Regions from separate parts of the Homo sapiens genome. Here regions 1 and 3 are each linked to region 2. The links are chromatin loops, found by intact Hi-C in ENCODE. Cell type or tissue: endothelial cell of umbilical vein. All regions are shown on one strand.

Region 1 (8,000 bases), 160 kb after region 2:
TAAATATATTGCAATTATATTAGATTTCCTGCCCACTGATTATTCCTTGGGACCCCAAATTTCAGTTAATATTTATAGGAATTCCCCTAGACCTCTGAAAGGACAGTTGTGCAGAAGCTGGTGATTAAATAACCATTGCAGGAGATTGCACAGTATTTAGACAGAAGTGAGCAGGTAGCTTTCTCTGAATCTACAGAAGAATAAGCTAGTGGCATTTTGAATGCAGGGAAACATCTGCTCATTTTTCATTGTGGCCTAACCCTGAACCACCTCATAGATGTTTCAAGTGAAATGTAAAACAAGGGTTTCCATTCACTTACATGTAACTCAAAGTTAAGGGCTGTTCAGTTTCCAAGAACCTTCCAGGGTGTTTCATGTGTCTTTTCATACCACTCTTTTCAGTTCTTTGAAACCGAATGGCTCTTACCAACAATGGTACACAGAATCTAAACACTAGGTGGCTTTTGTTTGGCAAGAAGTTCAAGACATCTGGCCTTACTGACCTCACGAGTTTATGCTCTCACTATTCTCAATCAATGATCATGTGAAGACTGGAGCGTCTGGGATCCTAGGGTTAGGAGATGAGGGATACAGCCAAGGACAAGAAATCCAAGGTGCATGTCCCAGTTTTGCATGACCATTGAACTGGGCCCAACCCCATCAGATTATGATACCAGTCATGTGTGTTGGGTATGGTCACACTCAATAGCAGCATGAAAGAAATACTAAGAGTGAGTAATATGCCTTATACCTGAGAAATGCTTTACAGTTTGCCAAGACTCTTCACATACACTATTCCAAAATATCCTCTAAACATAAAACTGGAGGGGCCTGGAAAGGTATCACAAGGTCCCCATTTCACAGATGAGGAAATCAAGGCCCTGGGAGATCAAGAGCTTGACCTAAAGTCACAAGGCCAAGAGGGACCAGCTGGGGCTAGAAGCCAGTCTTCTAACTCTTAAAGTTCAGGGTCTTTCTCTCTATTCCACTGCAAACAGAAATGGATCAGATATCCAGGAAAACTAACATTTTTCAGAGCTGAGAAAAAAAAAATGGGACTTTTCCTTTCTTATTTTGAAAGATTTTAGGAGTGATTAAAAACTTAAAACTATTCCAAGAAACCCAGGGTTTCATACAGCTAGCCCCGTAAGAACATAATTAAGAGCCATTTACAGAATCAACTATAATCTTTTCTTTTCCTGGCACTCAGGCAACTGAGGCTTCCTTCCATATGAAGCAAATGAGTTAAGTGAAAACCTGGCTTCCTTCTCTGTCCAACCCTGACTCAACCTAATGGGTAACTTTGCATATAACAGAAGTTTAATTTGTTACATAAAGGCTTACTGAAATATATTTTTTAAAGTAAAAGTAAACCAAGAATAAACCTTCTGGTCCACATGGAGAGGATAAAAGAACAGTTCTCCAAACTGAAAGATAGGATTCTAAAGACAAAGAAAAAAGAGAGAGAGGGGCGTGCATTGTTGATAACTTGTTGATCAAAATCCATAGGTTCTGATTTCACATACGCCATTAGTGTAGACACACTGGATAAGTCACTTACTCAATTCACTTTGAAAAGAGGTCTGTTCATAGGTGGTGTCTATATCCCTCATAGAGTTTTACATTTTTTATTTGGCAATTTTCAAACATACATAAAAGTAGAGAGAAACTCTACTCAAAATTTATCAATACTACCCGTTTTTATTTCATCTTCCACACACATGCACACCCATACACACACGCAGAAGAATTATACACCTAATCCCAGAAAACAAGTCATTTCACCCACAAATATTTCATTGTCACAAGGATATTTTTTAGATAAAGGGAGATCATAGAGTTAAAGTTCAATAAGAGGCAAATAAACTCAAGGAAAAAGAAAAAAAGCCTTCAAGTTACTTTCTCTCATGCTTAAATCTAGGTCTATATTTCATGCATTGGCCCACTTGAACCACAGAACTTCTTTCAAAGCAACACTGTCATGATCTGGAAAGTGCCAATGTTGGATCACAGAGATGATTTCAAATCAAGATGGTAAGCCAGTTCCAGGGACTTCCATTTCCTACAAGCAGAAGGCTGCAGTGATATTTCCTCTTAATGGTCAACATCCTCATGAACTTACAACTGTAACTAAAGTGTACAAAACAAATAAAAAGGCTCGGAGTTCTGGCCAGCACAGAAGGGCAGTGTGAAAGGTAATATCATTGCCAAACTGCCGACAACAAGTCCCAGTTTAGGAGATAAGGTGCCTTTACCCCTTCAGACCAACACAAATAGAGAAATGGCTGCAGCCACACTGACGGCTCTGCTTCTGAAGTTGATGACCCCTGGAGGGTGGTCACTGGTCTACAAGAGGATTCTCCTGATAAAAAAGCTAATGATCTCAGAAGAATGTGCAAAGGAATCTCAAAGAAAGACAGTCTCTATTGCCCTCTCTCATTCATATAAAGGCAGGGTTGAAGTAGAGTAGAAGGGAGTGGTAAGTGATTCCTGTGATAGGCACTAGAAACCGGGCAGGCAGGACTTCCAGCTTAGGGAGGTACTATAATCCACAAAGCTTCTGGCTAAGGTTAATGCAAAGAAGGGAGGGAAGTGTCCCTCCTCAGCCCCTCGGCTGTATTTTCATAAACCCAATGATGTGACAACACAATGGGGGACACGCAGGACTCTTGGCTCCAGCAAGAGTGAAGCAATAAATGACTCAGTGCCCATGCTGAGGCCACCCATCCCAACCAAACCGTCTATTATTGTCCCAAACAACAGGACACTATGAGACCTGGAAGAGACTCATATGAGTTAGGAAACATACAACTGGGTTTCTGAACTTCTTTTAATACCTAACCCTTTCGAAGTCACCAGCCAGTAAAAACCACTGCAAAGAAGGGAGAAGAAGCTGCAGAGAAAATCCCCAATTCACCCTCCAGTGACCTGACTGACCAAAAATGCAAGCCAGTCTCAAGTTACAGTATCTCGGTTTGCTGCCAATGCACACAGTCACTAGGGAAAGCACGCTCTTTGGGTACAATGTGCCAACTCAGAGGAGATGCCTCTCCCCAGAGGGAAGCTGCCCTAAGACAAAAGAGATGGTCTCCTGCAAGGCAGCTCCAAATTGCATGGAGAAGCTGGTTTCAGGTCCTGCAGCCAGGCCTGAGAAAGAAGCCTGTAGAGAGGGCTCAGCACACTGAACATCTGTAGGAAGTGACCTCAGACTTCTCCCTCTTCCCTTCATCCACCTCCTGCCCCATCCCCCAAAAGGAGTTTTAACACATTATTACCACTGAAGTCCTGAGGATTTGGTGACTCACCAGGCTCACACATGGTTCCAATGAGCCCTTGACCATTACATGGTAGGGAAGCAGGAAAAACAAATGAAAGCAGTTGTAATTCGGCAGCGCCGGAGTTCAGACCTGCCAGACAAAAGGGATTGCAGGCATGTTCCCAAATTCGTTCAGGCACCTGACATGCACAAGCTATTTTTAATCACTGGATTTATTTCTTTCCTACCTCCTCCACCATCCTCCACCTCAGCAAATGTTTCGAAGTCAGAGCAAAACCCAAATCAATTCCAGGTGTTCAGGGAAACCCAGAGAGGCTCTTCCGTTCCAGGATCCCAGCCAGAAAGCAGAACTGCCCCCTTGGTCCTGTAGCTAAATTTTCTCGCTCATTCCTTAGACTAGTTCAAATCTCCCACCCTAAACATTGGGCAAATGGCCTAAAATAGGAAATACATGAATGAATGTGTCCTGCTGGAAAGGCTTTTAAATATGTGTTTTTCTCTAGCAGCCTGGCAAGTGAAGGTACATAAACCAGGTCTCAAAGCCCCTCAGATGAAGCTCGCTTTCATTCTCTAGGATGCTCTACCCACCATGCTGTGAGGATTAAGTGGACTATGTGTGACAATGCCAAAGCTTAAGACATAGTAGGTGCTCAACAAATCATTGGCTACTTGATTATACTGAAAAGCATCTTATAAAATATAAAGACTTAAAAAAAAAGATTTTATTTCCCAATGCTTACAGAAACATCAAGAAGGAATCTGGCAATTTCTCCAGGTACAAATAAGCGACTGAGAAAATAAGAAAAACAAACGCAAAAATCAGATTCTGAGATATAAATGGAAATTGACATCCCCTGAAACTGGCATTTTTTTCTAACAGAATAGACTAATTTCTTACCTATTCTGCATCCTCCAATCTGCTAACGGGAAATACTTTTTGCAGCAATAAGCATCTAAAATATGTTTGCCGTGACACTTCAGAACTACATGAATCCAATGCACCTAAGATGCCTTTTGGTTGCAAAAACGTCCTAAGAGTTCCACTTTAGAATCAATATGGCACAAAGCAAAAGTATAATTTTATGCTAAGAACTCTTTTCTATGTGTTTGGAATCTGCCAAAACCCAAGCTGCGTTTTAATTGTCATTTATGGGCCTCTAAATTAACGACACTCAAGCAATTTAAAAGGAAGTTTTAGCTATTGAGATTATGATTCCTGTGTGCAAGGACCACCTCCATAGGGTACATTAAAGAATCATTTAAGCTTCTTAAATGATCATTTCAAGCCATTTACAAAGTACTTCACATGTTTCAAAGCATTTCCTGCATAGATAATTACACCTGACTCCCACCACATGACATACTTTATAGTTCCTAAATGTCCCAGAACAGTGTGACTTCTTTATCTGAAAAACACAGAGCCATGGTCTCTACATTACTCAGGAGGAAAGAATGAGTTGGGCTCTTTCGTCTCCATGGCTTTGCAGAGAACCACATTGCATCCTATTGGTTCTTCCCACATCTTACACTTCTGAATGAGGAAAACTCCTGCCCTGCCTTCACTAAAATTCTCATGACAGGATCATACGGCTTTTGGTACCAACATGACATAGGATAACCCCATCCAGGAAGACAATGGAGAATATCTGACAACTACATCTTGCTATAATCCCAGCTTCCACTAATTCTGGTTTACATAATAGCCTTTGAGGCCTCATCCTCTGAGATCTTGCAGATGCTGATGAATTGGGCTAACCAATTTATTTTAATTTCACTTAACTCCCACCTATAATTATCATTCCTGCTATTTGACTAGAACTGTATCTTTTAGAAAGCATTTTCTTGAATATTCTCATATGATTTTTCAAAACAAGCACTTGTAGTTATTATCTTTATCATGTAGGTGAGGAAACTGAGGCTCACAAATGTTTCTTAAGTGACTTAACTAAGATTATCAAACCAGTAAAGTGATATAACAAGGATTCAATCCCACATCTTCAGACACGCAAGCCACGTGTTTTCTCCCTGCACCTATTCACAGAATTAAAAGCAAATGAGGCAAAAATGATGGGGCATGATAACATTTCTTTTTTCATTTTCTCCAACATTTTCATTCTAGAAAAAGCTCTTTCTGTAGCAGGGAAGAACCTCAATCCCCGAGACTCTCTACCGACAGCAGGCTCCATTGCACGTCCTACCCAGAACTGGCCTGGTCAAACCTCGGCTCGGGGCCCACTTGGCACTTGGTCGGGGGGTAAAACAGGCATCGGGAGAGTGGTGCTGAGAATCACCAAGAAGGCCAGGCTGGGCAAGGTGTACGATGAGGAGTTTTCTCCATGGGCAAATGAAAAATCTGGGCAAACAAATGGAGTAGAGCCCGTTTATTTAGGCTGGAAGAGGTAAAGTTTTTCTGCACTTTTGAACTGTTTTCTCAAGGCCTGCCTCTCCCTCCCACGCAGGAAACAAACACAGAGACAGGCCTCTTCCAGTGAGGGCTTCAGTTGTTCAAAGTTAGCCCGGGAAGGGCAGAAGGAAGAAAGGCTTAGAGAAAGGAAGGAGGAACGGGGGCTAGGAAGGTGGTGCAGTGGCCATGGGGGTAGCCGCCAAGGGAGAAGGCTGGAGCTGGGATCAGACAGAGGAGGAGAGCTGGCCAAGAAGGGAGGAGAGAGGGAAGAAAGCAGGAAGCAGAGAAAGGGAATATTGGAAAATTGTAAACCAGAACAAAGAAACAGAATGCAGAGTGGCAATGGCCTGGGAAGAGGCAACAACCGACTCCCAATTAATGATGTTCAGAAAGCAACATTTTTTCATCAATTTTGAAAGGAAATTCTCTCTCAACTTTCTTATTTATTTATACATTATATAAATACATTTTTAAACCAAAAAAGGACCGTTTTTCCAATGGGAAAAAGTCTTGTTTGAGATGAAAGCCAGTCTTCAAAAACTTCTTAGAGGAAGCTGAAACCCCACATGTCTCGGTGCTACAGAAAGAAAAACAAAGTGGACATTCTTCCTGCGTTCTAAGGCTTTTTTATGCAGATGTGTTTTTCTTTTAATAAATAAATCTGGACTGAGAAGGAAAAAGCATACTCATACACATTCACACAGTGCAACTGTCTGTTTTCAACCCAGGGAAACCACAATGAAAAATAAGAATACGCAAGTCCATTTTCCCAGTACATCAGACAAGGATTCTCAATATTGGCAGCCACAGGCACTGAAGCAACACAGTATGCGTGCACACCCTGCTCCAGCTTCCAGATCCACAGAGGAGTACTTGATGATGAGTGGTCATGAGGGGCAGGGCAGGACCTGAAGAACGACCACCATACTTCCCCAGAAGTCTTCTCACTTAAGACATTTGGTTGCCCCATCCTTTTTGAGCTACACAATTTCACTTATAAGCCAAAATGATTATTTAAAAATGATTAGACACAACGAGTTTAAATCTGCCTTCTTATGAATTCTATCAATAGGCCCTTGCTTTGCTTGTTGAGAGATCAGCAGCACAAAGCAAATTTGTCCTTATCTGGCAGCTTTTCCCCTGCTTTCTTCCTCCTATCATCACTTCCGTCCAGGTTTCCAAACTCCGTGGTTCCTTCAACCATTCATGTTGGCATGGTTTTTGGCCACTCCCCTCGCTCCACCTAGAAGCATTCCTCTAAGCCTATGTTCCTGAAGAGCATCACAAGCATTCATAGGTGAACATCGTGCTTCTCAGAAGTTAAATGGGAACAATGAGATGATCATCTTACTCCATAAGCTTTGACTGGTGCAGACTAAGACAACACTGATCTAACAGCCTAACTACAAAAGCCACTCAAAGGACATTGCCAGGACCTCTCCATAGAAAGTGATACTGAACCAGTTCTGTACCTATTGACTGAATTTTATTAACTTCACAACAGGGCTTCACATTTATCCATATTAACTTCACTTTGTTTCGATCCATGTTTCTAAGAACTTTTTTATACCTTGAATCTGTGCTCATCCTATTAGCCATCATTCTCAGCTTTGCACCATCTGCAATGCACTAAGTGTGCTTTCTGTGTCTTTCTCTATTCTAAGCCCCTAATAAAAATGTTGAAAAGGCAACCAGCAAGTACTGATCCCCATAACATAACATCAGAGACCATGCATTACTCTGACACTGACACATTAATCAAGACCCGTTGGGTATAGTTGCTCAACCAGTTACAAATCCTCCTGACTTTACTATCATTAGATCCACATATCTTTGTCTTGACCACAAATATATCATGGAAAGACTCAGACAAAAGCATTACTGGAATCAAAATATGAGGTTACAATATTCAGTTGGTCTCCCACTTGTGGAGCCAGTTCTCCCCTCGAGTTTCTAAGCATCTGGCAAGTGAAAGGTGGCTGATAGTACAAATGGTTGAGCTGGAATTCAGACCCCTGTACAGTGAAATAAAGAAAGACAGAGAAAGGGGGTGGGGTGGAGAGAGAGAGAGAGAGAGAAAGAGAGCTGCAGCCACAGCATTGCTTTGCTTCTAGAAACAATGGGCAGTTAGAGAACAATGGCTACAGACAAAGTCTTGGTCTATTTATATCTGCCACTGTTAGTCCCAGACAGGAGGAACTGGAAGTCTGCCCTGTATGCACAGCTCCAACTGGACCCAAGTTGGGAGGAAGATGAGGTCACCAAGAAGGCTGCCTGCTTAGAAATGGGCTTCTTTTTTCTTCGTATAGTTGCTTCTTA
Region 2 (8,000 bases):
ACAATTATATGGAAAGTAAGAGAAAGAGCCAAGATTTGAGCCCAGAACTGAATCCTCAGTCTATGATCTAGCCCACATGGACTTTAGGATAGAAGAACAACTTGGGCTCAGATGCGGTGGGAAGAAGGTGCAGAGGAGCTGGGGAGATAAGAGTCTGGATGATCCTAACGGCAGACTCTTCACAGTGTGCTGTTTAATCAGCTATTATTGGCTGTGGGTCAGCTAGCTGAGTAAGTTTATAATTTGCTATAAGTCTTAGAATTTTCGTTAACTCATTTATTCACTCATTCACTAATGAACATTTACTCTGTTCTTGGCGCTTGATCTCTAAGCATGGAGGTAAATATAGAGCCTTTCCCTTTAATTTGTTCATAAAAAAGTGGGAAATCAACCAAATAAACAGAAACATAGAGAAAAGCAGGATAGGTGCCCTTAAGATAGTTAATACTGTACTGAATAGCTGCCTGCCAGATGCGGCATTACATGAAATATGGCAGGAAATATCAAAAGACATCTCTGTTTGTTACTGTTACTTTTTTTTTTTTTTTTTTTTTTTTTGAGACGGGGTTTCGCTGTTGTTGCCCAGGCTGGAGTGTAATGGCGCGATCTTGGCTCACCACAACCTCCACCTCCCTGGTTCAAGCAATTCTCCTGCCTCAGCCTCCCGAGTAGATGGGATTACAGGCATGCACCACCACACCCAGCTAATTTTGTATTTTTAGTAGAGACAGGCTTGCTCCATGTTGGTCAGGCTGGTGTCAAACTCCTGACCTCAGGTTATCCGCCTGCCTCGGTCTCCCAAAGTGCTGGGATTACAAGCGTAAGCCACTGCACCCAGCCTGTTACTGAGTCAGGCAGAGAATGGCAATCAATCCAAGAAGAATGTGGGAAGGCCAAGATATGTGTAAGACAGTGTGAGAAAACATTGAGGCCTGAGAAACTTAAGGAAGATGTTTAGACTCTAGAAATATCTGTCATTCCAAATGGCACTTCCATGCATACAGAAATGTAGCTTATTTCTTATACAGAGTTTTGTTTTCCAAACCAGAAATGCCAGAATAAACCAGCTACATAAGAGTTTTCCTCTTAAGGAGGTCCATTCTGTATTTGGTTGAATTGTGTTCATATTACATAAAAGAGTTCTAAACCTAATCTTTTAAAATTGCCCCCAAAGCCTGAAGCACATTGTCCCAGATATCTTTTCTAGTGCTTCATTTTTAGTCCTTCAAATATAAATTTGATTTATAGAGACAGTCTAAATCTGTTAGAGCCAGGTGTGAAGAATACTAAGAACAATTTTGTGGGATGAATAATGTTTGATAAAAAAGAAGAGCAATAATTATAATCTAAAATTCACCGAGTGCTTTCTCGGGGTCAGATGCTGTAACAAGTGACTTTTGTTCTCAAAAAAATCTATGATATGGATATAATTATTTTTATTCCTACTTTATTGGTGAGAAAAAGATCTGAGAGGTAATGAACTTGTCCCAGGTCATATAAAGATTCTGAATCAAAATCTGTGTCTGAATCTAGGACTTGAGTTTTTAACCATTATGTCATTCTATTCCTCTGCCATACGAGATTCTAAAATGAGGGCTTATAAGTTAGACAAGCAGCAAGACCATTTTATAAAGCTTCTTGTAGCTTAACATTCTAACTTTTGGAGACTACACATCATAATACATTACACATATGACATATTACACATATGACGTACGTGTAATGTACCTATATTTTGAATAGATGTGGCTTACAGATAGTCTCTTGAAATGGCTAACAGATAACTACATAAACAGGTACTCAGCTTTACTAATCTTTAGGGAAATACAAATGAAAACGGCAATGAGATATCATCTCATACCTGTTAGGATGACTATTATCAAAAACCCGAGATAACAAGTGTTGGTGGGGATGTGGAGAAAAAGAGAACTTTTGTTCACTGTTGGTGGGAATGTAAATGAGTACAGTCACCGTGGAAAACAGTCTGGTGGTTTCTCAAAAAATTAAATATAGAACTACGCTATGACCCAGCAATCCCTCTTCTAGGTATATATCTAAAGGAAACAAAATCAGTATCTCAAAGAGATGTCTGTGCTTCTAAGTTTACTGCAGGATTATTCATAATAGCCAAGACATGGGAACAACCCAAGTGGTCTTTGGTGGATGAATGTATAAACAAATTGTGGCATATGTATACAAAGGAATATTATTCGGCTATAAAAACGAAATCCTGACATTTGCAACTACATGAATAAAACTTGAGGGCATTATGCTAAGAACAATATGTGTAATGACACAGACAAATTCTATATGATAAGAGAAAGACAAATACTGTATGATCTTACTTATATGTGGACTTTAAAAAAGTCATATTCATAGAAACAGAAAGTAGAATTAGAATAGTGGTTGTCAGGGGCTGGGGGAAAGAGAAAAGGAGAGATGTGGTCAAAGGGTACAAACTCTCCGTTACGAGAATAGGTTCTAGAGACTTAATGTACAGCATGGTGACTATAACAATACTATATGATATAATTGATTTTTTTTTTTTTTTTTGAGACAGAGTCTTGCTATCTCCCAGGCTGGAGTGCAGTGGCATGATCTTGGCTCACTGCAATCTCTGCCTCCCGGGTTCAAGCGATTCTCCTGCCTCAGCCTCCCAAGAGGCTGGGACTACAGGCACGCGCCACCATGCCCAACTAATTTTTGTGTTTTTAGTACAGACGGGGTTTCACCATGTTGGCCAGGATGGTCTTGATCTCTTGACCTCATGATCTGCCTGCCTCGGCCTCCCAAAGTGCTGGGATTACAGGCGTGAGCCACCACACCTGGCCTTGAAATATTTTTAAACAGTAGATCTTAACTATTCTCACTGCACACATACACAAAAGATAACTATGAGGTTATGGATCAGTTAACTTGTTTGTGGTAATCATTTCACAATGTATACATCTATCAGAACATCATGTTGTACATGATAAATATACTCAAATTTTATTTGTCGATCATACCTCAGTAAAATAGGGGGAAAAATAATCTGTGTTGAATTGCTACAGTCTCTGACAAAATTATTAATAAGTTAAATATGTATTAATTTTTATTTACAGCTTTATTTTTACATTTTGGGCCCAGTCATTCTTTTTTCTAGTCTCATATTTTGTGAAGGCATCGAAAAACATGCTGACCGTAGGGGCACCATGGCTATAACGACTTGCCTACAGTTTGTTTCCAAGGAAAAGCCGTAGAAAGGATTAGAATCTCACAGTTGGATTATGTCTGTAGTCTCTTAAAATGAATACTGTACTGTGCCAAACAACCTTTAGTCTCCTTGCTTAAAAGCCTCAAGTCAGATGTATGATCTCTCTTACTCTGAGGAAATGCAGGGGCGTGTCCCTGGTGATCATCTTGGTTGAGTTTCCTGTCTTGGCTCCGTTGCCTGAAACCTCATCCAATGTCACCTTTTAGTGAATCTAAAAGCCACTCAGAAAATAGGCAGAATCTACCTATTACTCTGAATTATTCGTGGGCAGGGCATAGCGTACCCATCTCCCAAATCACACTTCAGCTTTAGGATTTCTACGTCTTACCCCCATAGGTATTTTGAGGAGCAGGGCAGCCTCTATCGTGGCTTCATTTATTTTGCTTTCGGAAAAGTGGAAAGAGATTTCCCTAAGCACTGGAAAGAATCTGAGATAGGAAAGAGAAAGCCAGAAGAGAAACAAACTTCAGACAGCAGCGTGGAGGAAGGAAGTGGAAACAGAGACCAGATGAATTCCGCTCCCCAACTTTCAACCCAAAACTGCCTCCTGAGCTGCGGGGTCCCAGAGGCTCCTGGGTCCTCCAGCAGGAATCAATGTGCACATTTCCATATCAAAGAAACAAGCTCCCCGCACAGGACCTCAGTGAAAGGAGATCTGCACTGAGAAGAAAGCGAAGTTAGGCGCCTCGGCAAGCATTTAGAAATAACTTTAAGCACCAGCAGCTCAGGCCTCATTTTTGTAATGCTCAATCACGGATCACCTATCGACCAACCCATCAAACTCCCCGCCCCCAGCACTTTTATTTCTCCTCTTTAGGAAGTACACTTCAGTATCTTTGGCACAGTGCATGAGCACGACTAAAGTAAAACATCGCAGAAAACATAGCTTTAGTCTACCCTTCGTGTCCTAAAAGGAAAACCAGTAGCTTCCCAGGCCACCGGAAGGGCAACACATGTCCTCTGCAGTTTCTGCACACGGGAAGGTAAAGACAGAGAGAGGACCTACTCCTCAACACAGAAACATTTCAAAATCTTTCCTCGCCTGCAACCCAAGCTGAAGTCATTCTCCCCAGAAATAACAAAAGTTGGAAGAGAAGCCGGAGACAGGATAGGTGCAGGAAGCCCACACTTTGAGGGCAGCACTCAGACACCCTCTCCTGTGTGCAGGACGTGCCGAATGTTCAGGTGCAATGAGAATGAGCCATGCTTGGCTTACGAGGGCAATCTGGCCCATCAAGTGGCCTTCGCCTCTGGGAGTAACAAAAATGCACTTCAAAATAGCTTCTGTAATCAAGCTGCATGGGTGGAGTACTCCCCAGCTGACTCCAGGAAGTTCTCTATCCAAAGCTATTCATTAGGCCAGAGCTGTGCAAATAATTAGTCACCCACTTGCTCCATAACCCTCCATGACAGCCCAGGCATTGAGTCCAGGTGGGACCATCAAGCCATGCTCTGGTGGCTCATGCATTATCATAGAAATGGGAGGCTTTATTTATTTTACTAAAAAGAACAAAAACAACAGACTGCTGTCCTTTAGACAATAGGATCACGTCATCTGAGCCCTCTGTGCCCCAGGTGACAAGCCCAGCCCCAAGTTCTCTTTCCTCAGCCTCCCCACACATGTTCTGGAGGAGATGGGCCCAGCAGGCTGCTCTGAGGCCTGGCTGTCTCATCCTGAGAATGCGTCACCGTGAAGTGCCCTTGCAGATGTTTCCTGGGCTAAGCCTGACAAGGCTGAGAGCAGAGACTTTGGCAGCAGGAGGCCAGGGGGAAACAAGAGGCAGCCCTGAACTCAGCCTTCACGGCCCTCCCTAAACACATGGGCCAGCCACAGGGAAGAAAAAAATGCCCTGTAGCACAGGAATCTAAAACATTGCTGTTGTTCTAGTTAATAAAAGGACTTAGAGATTGAAAAGAAGTACCATCTGTATGGCTGGCAACAGACAGCATGATTTTGATGACTGACTCTGGGGAGATCTGAGAAAACAGTACATAATATGTCCTTACCTCTGCTCCATCATTCATGACCCAAGCTCCTGCCCTGTCTTCTCAGGAAGATTCTTACAGTAACTCCAGTTTGGAATTCCCCTTTCATATTTGAAATAACAACAGTAATAGTGACCACTAATGCTTACCGAGTGTCCACTCTGTGCCAAGCATCGTGTTTTTATCATCTTTTTTGTTAGGCACTGTACATGGATTAATACAATTACAACCCACCACAACCCCATGAGATAAGTACTTGTACTATCCTCATTTTATGGGTGATGATACAAGAAACAGAAAGGTTCAGCAACATGCCTAAAGCCACACAGCTACTATGAGGCAAAGTCTAGGTTTGAACTCAGAAATTCTGACTTCAGACTCACTTATCTTATTATACTTCACTTAGTATCTCCCATTAATTAATTCATTCATTCTTCCTTTTATTTGTTAATTCACCAAATATTCTGGGAAGCTACTTGTCTAGACACTGTATGAAAAATGAGAATGGATACAAAGCAACCTCAGACATGAACTCAAGGTCCTTACAAGCTTAAACGTATATGATACATTTCCAAATAGCAATACTATGAGGACAGCTGATACTCACAACATAAGTCTTGGTGGTCACAGGAGATCTATCATAGGATTTCACGAAGAACCTGACACTGAAAACCAGAACTTGAGGGAAATAAAACCAAAATAGAAAGCATTGCTCACAGAAGCACGTTCAAGCGTAGCCCAGCAGAATGCATGTTTATAGACAGCAATTTTCTAGATTGGTAATTATGACATATGCATGAGTAGCACCATGAGTGATAAGAACAAGACTGGCAGGTTATGGCCAAAAAATGAAGATTACTGAGTTTAGGTTTATTTGTAGACCAAGGGGAGTCCATGAAGGTATTTGAACAAAAGAATGATGCAATGAAATTGTGCTTTGGGAAGATTAATCTGCAGTGTACATCGTGACTAAGTTAGAAGGGAGAGAAGAAACAGAGGATGAGTTGGGTGACTATCACAGAACAGGCAAGAGATAATGGCAAGTTAAACCAGAATGAGATGGCAGTGGTATAGAGTAGAGCTGCTGGGGAACCCGCAGGGAAAGTTCAATGAAAGGACGTGTTGGCCTTCTGTATATGAAAGCCCATGGAGGGGAATTGTGCGTAACTAGGGGGCTGGAGGAATATTGTTCTATTAAGAAAGAGAAGAATTATGAGGATGGTGTAGTTTATGTGAATAGTACCAGAGAGTTTGACTTTGAGCTCCATGTAAGTATGTACATACTTACAAAGCAGAGAACTGAACATCTTTGACTATAGCTTAGGAGAGAGTTCCAATGTGCTGAAAGAAATTTAAGCATCATCCACACAATAGTGGCCATTATAATGGTAGATGGAGATGGAATTGACATAAAACAGTAATTGCAGAATTTTTTAAATTATAGAATGAAAAATAATACAGGCTGGAAGTTCCCTGAAGGTGTCACATATCCCTGATTTATATTCAAGGCCATAGGCTACACAATAGGCTTACAATAAATAGTTATTTGTGGAAAAAATGAAGCCTTGTAGATTCAGGATAAACTAGAAAATTAGTCTGGACAGCTGCGGAAACTTTAACTTCTACCCTGAAAATCATAGTAGTGGACAAATTAAACTAAATTTCTTCTCTAAGCCATTGGTAACTTTCAGCTCTAAAATGTCAAGCCTTTCAGAAGAGTGGACTTGTGTTTCCCATCTCCACATCCCATCCGCAAAATGCGGGCAGAAGTTTCACCTTCAGCCCTAGAAACATCTTTTCAAACTCCACAGAAGAATTTTAGACACTGTTCTAAACTGCAAAGTAATTATTAAATGTTGCATTTAATATTAAAAAAATAAGTCCCTTTTATCAACTTCTTATAAACAGAAGTTGTTTTTAAGAATTGCTCAGCCTGGTTGACAGATTGAAGAGGGTGAATTCTGAGTTAGGGCTCCAGCCAGCTTTCCCCAAATCAAGGATGATGGACATGATGTGTGTACACTTGAGATGGGTCAATATTCAACAGTGGCCAAAAGCACACGCTGAGCGGTAGAATAATTTCCACTCGAATTTTCAGGTCAACCCTCTAAGAGATATTTGGGGCAACATGATGACTCTGCAGTGGTTTTTCTCTGGTGGTTCTGTGTAGATTGAAGGATGGTTGAGGAGATAAACAAGGAGACAAACAGAGTGTTACCACAGATACCTGAATTTGTTTCTTCTCATCAAAAGTTATTTACCACACACTGGTTCTTTTGATCTCTTTCTGGTCCCTATCAAAGACATTGGCTTGTACCTTCACCTAATTCTCAAATCAAACTTTTCAAACTTTAAAATTTAAAAAAAAGAATTTAATTCATTATTTTATTTCATCTTTTTACCCTTTCTGCCATCGTCTTTATATTTCCCATCTCCCCAGGTAGTATATGATGAAATTTCCTCACCTTAGCCTTATATGTCAGGGGAAATGTTGAAATTAGCTATTTCTTGGGACCTAACACTCAAACTTAGATTCATTTTTTTGGTCTTATTTTTCAGACCCAAAGTAAGATCAAAGCCTTAACTAAGATCACCCAGCACTGGAGGGACTGTGGTGGGACATAAAATCTACAGCTTCCATAGCCTGGGAGCTCAGAGCATGAGGAAACAAAAGACCATCACTTCATCATCCTCAGCTTCAGTAAGGCACTAGATTTAAAGGGTTAGAGATAGTAATAAGAACCATTTTTAAAACTAG
Region 3 (8,000 bases), 160 kb before region 2:
CAGCATACACTTGCTGAATTAGGATGTTTTGGGGTGTAACTTGGAAGTGTGTCCTTTGTAAAAGTTCCATAGGTCATTCTGATGATCAGCCAGGCTTGGGAATGACTGATCTAGGTGGAGGATAAATACGGGTTACCTGATCGATGTGATGTCTTAATTAGTAGATACATGTAACAATTGCTCCCTTTTCACCATTTCCACATGCCTTCCTCTCCCAGGAAGAAATGGCCACAACTCACCACTCACAACCCCAGATCTGTTTAGTTCCTTCATTCTTACCATGTTATAATCTGGCCAGCCAGAGGATTTAGGAATTGATTAATTTAGGAATCTAAATTGATAATTTAGAGAGATATCTAGGAGGTAAAAGTCAGGAGGATTTGATAGTAGATTGAAAGTGAAGAGGGAGAAGAAAATGGTAAGAAGAATGACCTGTTTTCTTGTTTGAGCAACAGAGTATGTGAACACATGGATCCTTCTCAGAGAGATGGAATTTAAAACAAGAGGGTGGAGTCAATTGTTTTAGTAGATACGTGTGACAATTATTCCCTTTTCACCATTTCCCCATGCCTTCCTCTCCCAGAAAGAAATGGCCACAACTAAGAAATAAGAAACAAGTTTGGAGATGCAGGCAAAGTCTCTATTCACCCACTCATTCAACCATCCAATTATATCCTTCAGCACTAACAGAGAAAAACCTCTTCAGACACTGGTGCTTTCCACAGCTCTTCTCAGGGGTCAGTCTGGTAATGAGTTTGGGACTTCAAAACATGCCATGCAGCCAGGCAAACTGCTCCTCTATAGTAGTCATGAGGACCTCCACACTCCTGAGCCCAACAGACATCTTTCAATTCTCATGGTACCTGACAACTGCATTGCATTTGATAGGGTTCTTTCCATTCTCCTGGTTTATTTTCATTTCTCCAAATATAGTTTTTTTTCCCTATCACGTCCTCCACCAATTTGACCTCTTCAGTTGGAATTCCTCAAGCCTCAGTTTTGAGCCCCCTTTTCCTCTTACTCTATGCTTTCTGTCAAAACATTTGACTCCACACTCTTGTTTTAAATTCCATCTCTCTGAGAAGGATCCATGTGTTCACATACTCTGTTGTTCAAGAAAGAAAACATGTCATTCTTCTTGCCATTTTCGTCTCTGTCTTCACTTTCAATCTACTACCAAATCCTACTGACTTTTGCATCCTAGATAGCTCTCTAAATCATCAATTTCATTTTGTTTCTACCATCATCATCCAAACCCAAGCCACAGCCAGTACTCACCTGGCTCCCAAAGGCTATCTTTGCTTCCACTTCATCATCCAAACCCAAGCCACAGCCAGTACTCACCTGGCTCCCAAAGGCTATCTTTGCTTCCACTCATGACACTCCCATCTTGCCCCTGTTTTCCAAGGAGCAATTAAAACAAATGTTTAAATATTTAAATCATGTTTTCTCTTCTACTTAAAATGTCTAATTTAGTGGCTTCCTTGCATACTTAAAGATACAACATTCTTAATAGAAATCCCAAAGCCTCCATTTACCCCGCACTTAATTGACATTTGCAGACTCACCCTATACCACCTCCTCCCTCTCGTCAGGCTGTAGATACACCGGCCTTTCTAAAATTACTGACATTCACCAAGATCTGTTCTCTAATCTGCTATGGACTCTTTCTGAAATGCCTTTCCTCCTCTCTGGAGATCATCTCTACCCCTTCCTCAGGTCTCATATTTAACAGTTCTTCCTCAGGGAAACCTGTACTTCTCTGCCTGTACTATACTTTCCTCTTAACAGATATCACTCCCAGACTCATATACATATATATATATATATATTTGAGACAGAGTCTGCCTCTGTTGGCCAGGCTGGAGTGCAGTAGCATGATCTCAGCTCACTACAACCTGTTCCTTCTGGGTTCAAGTGATTCTTCTGCCTCAGCCTCTCGAGTAGCTGAGATTACAGATATGTACCACCACTCCTGCTTAATTTTTGTGTTTTTAGTAGAGTTGGGATTTCACCATATTGGCCAGGCTGGTCTTGAACTCCTAACCTCAAGTGATCCATCAGCCTCGGCCTCCTATGGTGCCAGGATTACAGGCATGTGCCACCATGCTCAGCCCCACACTCACATTTTTATATGTGTGGCTCTCTATTTAATATGTGCTTCCCCCACTTACTGTGGACTCCCTAAAGCATGGAACATATTTGTTGGCTTACCACTGTGAAATTAACAGAAAACTGGTACTTATGAAATACTCGTTGAATATTTGTTATATAAATGAACTGATATATGAATAAATGGAGGAAAAAGAGCCACTCCCCATCTTTTACTCCTTCTCACAGTATTGCAGGTTTGGCTTGCATTTCGAGATTTTGCTTTCTTTCTATCTGAGGTGGTTCTCCCAGGTCCAATTATACCTGAGCTTCCCCTGCTTCTTTTGCAGCTCTGGCCAAGCCACTAGATTCCTCTGAATGTTAATCAAGCCATCTGGAAAATAGGGCATGAAATTGTATGTCCCTGACTAGCAGCAGATGCAGCAACTGAGCTGAGCTGTGTTTCCTTTTCAGTAACTAATTGCACACATGCTGCAATACAGAGAAAAACATTATAAATCAATTAGGCTATTACAGCAACATTGTGCTCTGTAACTAGAGAACTAGGCCTTGTGTTGCATAGTGGGAGACAGGAGCACCTGATTCTCCTTGCAATGGCCTTGGATAATTACTTACATCGTTGCATTTGATTGTCTCACCTCCAATGCAGGTTTCCAGGAAGATTTGTTTACTGATCTTTCTTAAGGGATTTGATTTCCTGGATTGGCAGGTGTCATGTTGCTGGAGGAAGACAGTGGCTTAAAAGTATTATTGAATAAAACACACATGTAAGTGTTTGATGCTCATGCTGTCTTCAACAGTCAAGGTCAGAGCTTAGTTGGTGCTTTGGGCCAGAGTTACAGGAGCAAGGGGAATGTGAAACCATGAAGTAGCTGTGGAGTTGGCAATGTCCCCAAATGCCCAAGGCTTAGGAGACATTTATATGGGCATAATAGAAATCAGATGAGCTGGATTTTGGGGAGGTGGAGAGAGGGAGAGTGGAGAGAGGGGACTGTAAAAGGTACTTAGTATTCTCTATTTCTCCTCCTTGCTGTCTTTGTTTTAACTTTCATGGGAAGTGAACTTATAGAGAAACTTATAAGTGAACTCGAATGTGCTTCTGGAGATAAATCTTTCACATTTTTACAGTCCACAGAGGAGGGGGTAGGCAAGAGAAAGAGGCCAGAGTTTTACTAAAGATAAAGGAAATGTTGTAAAAGAAGGTAAATATGGATTTTAGAAGAAGCCTCTAATACAATTGTTGGATAGTCAACGAGTTTGTTGGAAATTTGCAAAGCTCATCTGGATAATTTGGATGAGAATGTTGCCATCAGGACTAATGTTATTTGAAAGGGAATGCAGACATGTTGTGATCAACTTTTCTCTAATTATGCCATGTGTTAATTTTGTCTTGTCACACAGTTGTCCTCAATCCTGGCTGCACATTAAGTGATGTGGGAAGCTTCATAAATAGAGCAATGTTCCTAGGATCTCTGGAGGTGGGACTTAGGCATTGGCATTCTTTAAAATTTCTCCAGATCATTCTCTTATGCAGTAGTGTTAAGAGCAGAGAACTATAACCAAGATCTTGAAATCAGGAACTTCGATACATACATAAATTATCCCATTGAGCCCCTGGATGTTCATATGTATTATCTCTGTTTAATATTCACAGTTTGTCTCCATGAGGTCATACAGCTGCTTGAGGTTGCTCGGAGAGTAAGAAGCAGAATGAGAACTAGAACAGAAGCTCACTTTGGCCTGAAGGCTCATGTGCTGAGCATCTTCCCTTGTCTGTCTCCACCCCTAGCCTGGTGCCCAGCATGTAGAAGACCTTCAGTAAGTACCAGGTTGCTGACTAAGTAACTGAGGAAATGACTCACAATTGGACCATTCCCATGCTGAAATTCCACAAGAATCTTGTTATCGCCTGCACATTGCTTAGGCAAACATAATTCTAGACAAAAATGGAACCCCAGAAATCTCAGTCAACATCCCTCACTCAAAGCCTAGCACCTGGCTTCCTTCTAACAGTGCCCTCTGTTGAGTGTTCACCTGGGATTTCCAGGACTGCAGCTGCTGTCTCTTTATAAACCCAGGCCTGGGTCACAGGGTGGGGAGAAAACAATGAGTGTTTTGGTTGTTTGGTGATATCCGGTGCCACTTTGTGCCGCTTGTTGCAAATTCAGTCCCATTTCCTGTGAACTGCCTCCTTGGGCTTGACTCCCCAGCACCATACAGGGGCTTCAGGGACACTTGGAAAACAATCTGTGCTCTGACCTCGGTGTCCCTGGACCTATCAATTGCCTAAGGCAGGGAGACTGCTCATACTTCAAGTAGTGGCCTGGGGACAAGATGGATCAGGAAGTAGAAAATAGAAAAGGATGGGGGTGAGGAGCCAGGGCAGGAGAGGAAGGTTATAAGGAGGAACAATGAGAGATGGACAGCTTTTTATTCTCTACAGAATGGGCTGTTTCCTAGACGTCACGGGATCATCATGTGGTGGAGATTGCAAGAGGCCAGTTTGGGGGTGAGGAGGGATTGCCGAGTACATATTTTATCACTGTGATGTGACTCAAGGGCGTCATTCCCTGTAAACAACTTTTGAGTAGGAGGGTTTTCTCTGGATAAGAAATTAACCAGTTAGCAGTCAAGAAATGGCAAAAGCTCAAGTAACAATTCTGTATACTTAACAAAATACTGTTAAACTCATTCATTCATTCGTTCAGCAGAAGTATGTCCAGGTACATCTCTGTACAAGGCATTGGGCTGATTGTCAGTTATATAGCAGCCTCCAAGAACAACATCATATTCGACCCCAGGAACTATAGTCCAGTGGGAAACACAGACATTGAACAAAAAGTACAATGTGAAGAATATAGTAGGAGGAAAGAAACAGGAGCATGCATTATGTCATTTATTATTATTTTTATTTGAGACAGAGTCTTGCTGTCAGCCAGGCTACAGTACAGTGACATGATCTCATCTCACTGCAACCTCCACCTCCCAGGCTCAAGTAGTTCTCCTGCCTCAGCCTCCAGAGTAGCTGGGATTACAGGTGCCCACTACCACACCTGGCTAATTTTTGCATTTTTAGTAGGGATGGGATTTCACCATGTTGGCCAGGCTGATCTCGAACTCCTGACCTCAGCTAATCCGCCGGCCTTGGCCTCCCAAGATGCTGGGATTACAGGCATGAGCCCCCATACCCGGCCTATTTTTTAAATACAACTTTTTGATGATTAACCTCATTATAAACTTCATTTATTAATGCCATTTCACATTGAGGATCTGAGAGGTTAGGTGGTCAGGACTTGAACATGCACATTCCGCCTTAGTTCCTCCTCTCCTGTTACTCTGTAATCAATACCACAAAACCTCCCCAGCTCAGCTGCTTTCCACCCTTGTGGCCTGAGGCCTGAGACTGCTTCCACCATACTGAATACCATTCTGTGGTGCTTCAATGTTAACCCCTGTCATAAGCAACAGGCTCTGCAATAGTGTCCCCTGGCTTCTCAGCCCAATGCCTAAGGTGACCGACGCTCAATCAGCAACGCAATTATGCAATGAAAACAGCTACACAGGGAAAACCAGAACCATGAAAGTGGGTCAGGTCCAAACCATCTTTGTACCATGTGGCTTGCAGAAACCCAGATCTCGTTTGCTTGCTTGCTGATGCTGAATTTGGGGATATGCATGCCTTTTAAAATAAGAAAGTATTTATTCTTAGATGCTCTTAGACTGTTTTGAAGCTAGAGCCATTGTAGTTTTGCACACTTACTTCATAAAGGAACTGTACCTATAGTTTAAAAGTTGTTATTTGGTAATTGTCATGTAATGATTATCTCCTTGCTCTCCTTACCACTCTGATTGTATACAAGTTGATTTCCCTGTTTCAGGAGGGGTTTTCTGATGCATATACTATAGACAATCTTCTCTATTTACACTTCAGTTTTTAAAAAACTAAGCTTTTTTTTTTAAAAAAAGTGAAAGTCATAATCTGTTTCTTTTCAAAGTCCTAGATGCAATGGGATTAAACTTGGAGAAAATGGGATTAAACTTGGACAAACACTACCTATTTGGACTTGTGATGATGGCTTTCAAACTTCTTAAAGCAATGAAGTATTTTTTCCAGAAGAAACCTTACACAAGAAGCCCAGCACACTGAGTCAAGCATATGTAGGTGGAAGATATCTGGTTGAGACCAAGTAGAGATAAACCTGTAGATTCAACTGTGCCACCACAGTGAATTCTAAGAATCCACTGACTGTGATCTGTAAGCTCCTACTCCACAGGAGGTCAGGGCACACAGCTTGAAACCGGAAGGCAGAAGAGTGACAGGGAAGGGTCATGGACTCTGAAATTAGAGCTATCTGTGTTTTAATACTAGTTCCAATAGGCACATGGTCTTGGATAAATGGTTTAAATTATCTGAGTCTCAATTTCTTTCTCTGCAAAAAGGGATGATTAGTACATATGTAATAGGGTTTTTATAGAAAATTGTATAACTTGTTAAACACACATGTACTAAGTGCTTGGTGCCCAGTATGCACTGAATAAATGCTAGCTCCTTGCCTTTCATCTCTATGACCCTTCCCAAATCTCTCAGCCCCATATTGCTTCATGTAGTGTGTGTATATTTGGGAAAATTTGTGTGCATATTTACAGATGGGATCCTACTCTTCTATTGACAGACTGTCTTTTCAGATGTGCCTTACTTTCATTGCATTGGTTTTTCAACTGAAAGTGAACATAAAGGTTTTAAGCATGCCTAGGTCTTATCTTTTTGGTCAAATATCTAACACCCTCAATAACAGTTGTAAATCATTCTTTTGTAATTTGATCATTCATTTTTATAAAGTAAAACACAACTGCCCACTGTAAAAATAGACTTCATTTGCTCTTTTCTTCCAGTGCAGCAAATGACAGACACTTTAAGAACACACATTTAACTTCAGCAAACAAATCATGTATATTTTAGACATAACTGTCAAGTATAGAAATGATACCATCCAACTTACCAAACTATCACATAAGAATGCCCAATAGCAGACATTAGGATGGGGCAAAACTGAAAGAAGGATTGACTTCATCAAACCCTTGATGACATACAAAATGGAAACCATTCAAGTTCAACTGAAGAAAACGATATCCCACAAGATCTAGGGGTAAAAAGCAGACAAAGTTTAGGAATGAATTTAAACTACTGACTTACGTGTTGTCAGGAGTCTATTTCTATTCCTCAATTTTACTCCTTTTTGTACAACTGTGTGCATTCTCTCTCTGACTCTCTCTTCCTCCCTCCCAACACCCCCCACCCTCTTCTTGTTGCTGTTTCTCTCTATTTCTTCAGATCAAAGGGTTGATCTCTTCCAAATGTACATATTACAGATCCACACTCTTAGAAAAACAACAGAATCTCTCTAGTGCTTAATTTAATTTGTCCATCTAAAAGATATTACTTGGCCCAATTTGACCAAGCACCATCTACTGGACCAAATAATGGTGGCCAGAGAAGCATGGTCACAATGGGGAATGGGAATAAGATGGGGATCATATGGGGACTAAGAATGGGCAAGAACATCTCCCAGAGTGGTAAGAGAAACAATCTAATGGGCATATATTCCCAGTGTCCTCAAATACTCCTCTACCCTAAATTGCTTGCTCTGCTCTTGGGCCTTTGGATGTGCTGACCTGAGTAGTGGTAACAAGTTCAGAATTGTAGGGAAAGGGCTATGAGTTTATATTTTAAGGGCAGAGAGTGGCATTTATGCAGTGGAAACACATGGAAGATGAGTAGGATTGTGAAGGATAAACTTGGGAAAAGAACAATGACCTGAAGAGTACTAATAAATGCAGGGATGGGTGACCAGAAAGAAAGGATAGATAGGAGGAAAATCTTAGAGTAA

What was found. Peaks named below come from ENCODE experiments on the same cell type or tissue, not always from the same donor. Only the 100,000 strongest peaks of a DNase experiment are listed, where the experiment ranks them.
Region 1: it touches region 2 in a loop (4-fold over the local background); 2 of 110 quality-filtered maps call a loop at or near these places.
Region 3: a loop joins it to region 2, with 5 times the contacts of the local background. A loop is called at or near these places in 3 of 110 quality-filtered maps.

The regions. Positions count from the first base shown.
Region 1 is chr11:128,494,268-128,502,267 of GRCh38, forward strand. The region is part of intron 3 of ETS1 (ETS proto-oncogene 1, transcription factor); the gene reads right to left. Among named protein-coding and RNA genes, the nearest start is that of MIR6090, 24 kb to the right of the region's middle. In endothelial cell of umbilical vein, no CTCF peak of the experiment used is centred here; DNase peaks (open chromatin) are centred at 3,264, 5,798, 6,331 and 7,874; H3K27ac peaks cover 4,951 bases.
Region 2 is chr11:128,338,105-128,346,104 of GRCh38, forward strand. No RefSeq gene overlaps it. Among named protein-coding and RNA genes, the nearest start is that of LINC02098, 130 kb to the left of the region's middle. In endothelial cell of umbilical vein, no CTCF peak of the experiment used is centred here; DNase peaks (open chromatin) are centred at 3,397 and 4,887; H3K27ac peaks cover 2,841 bases.
Region 3 is chr11:128,176,694-128,184,693 of GRCh38, forward strand. LINC02725 (long intergenic non-protein coding RNA 2725) reads left to right here. Exons shown (of 6, transcript NR_183639.1): 5 at 3,767-3,930; 6 at 6,108-6,863. Among named protein-coding and RNA genes, the nearest start is that of LINC02098, 28 kb to the right of the region's middle. In endothelial cell of umbilical vein, no CTCF peak of the experiment used is centred here; a DNase peak (open chromatin) is centred at 3,998; H3K27ac peaks cover 1,683 bases.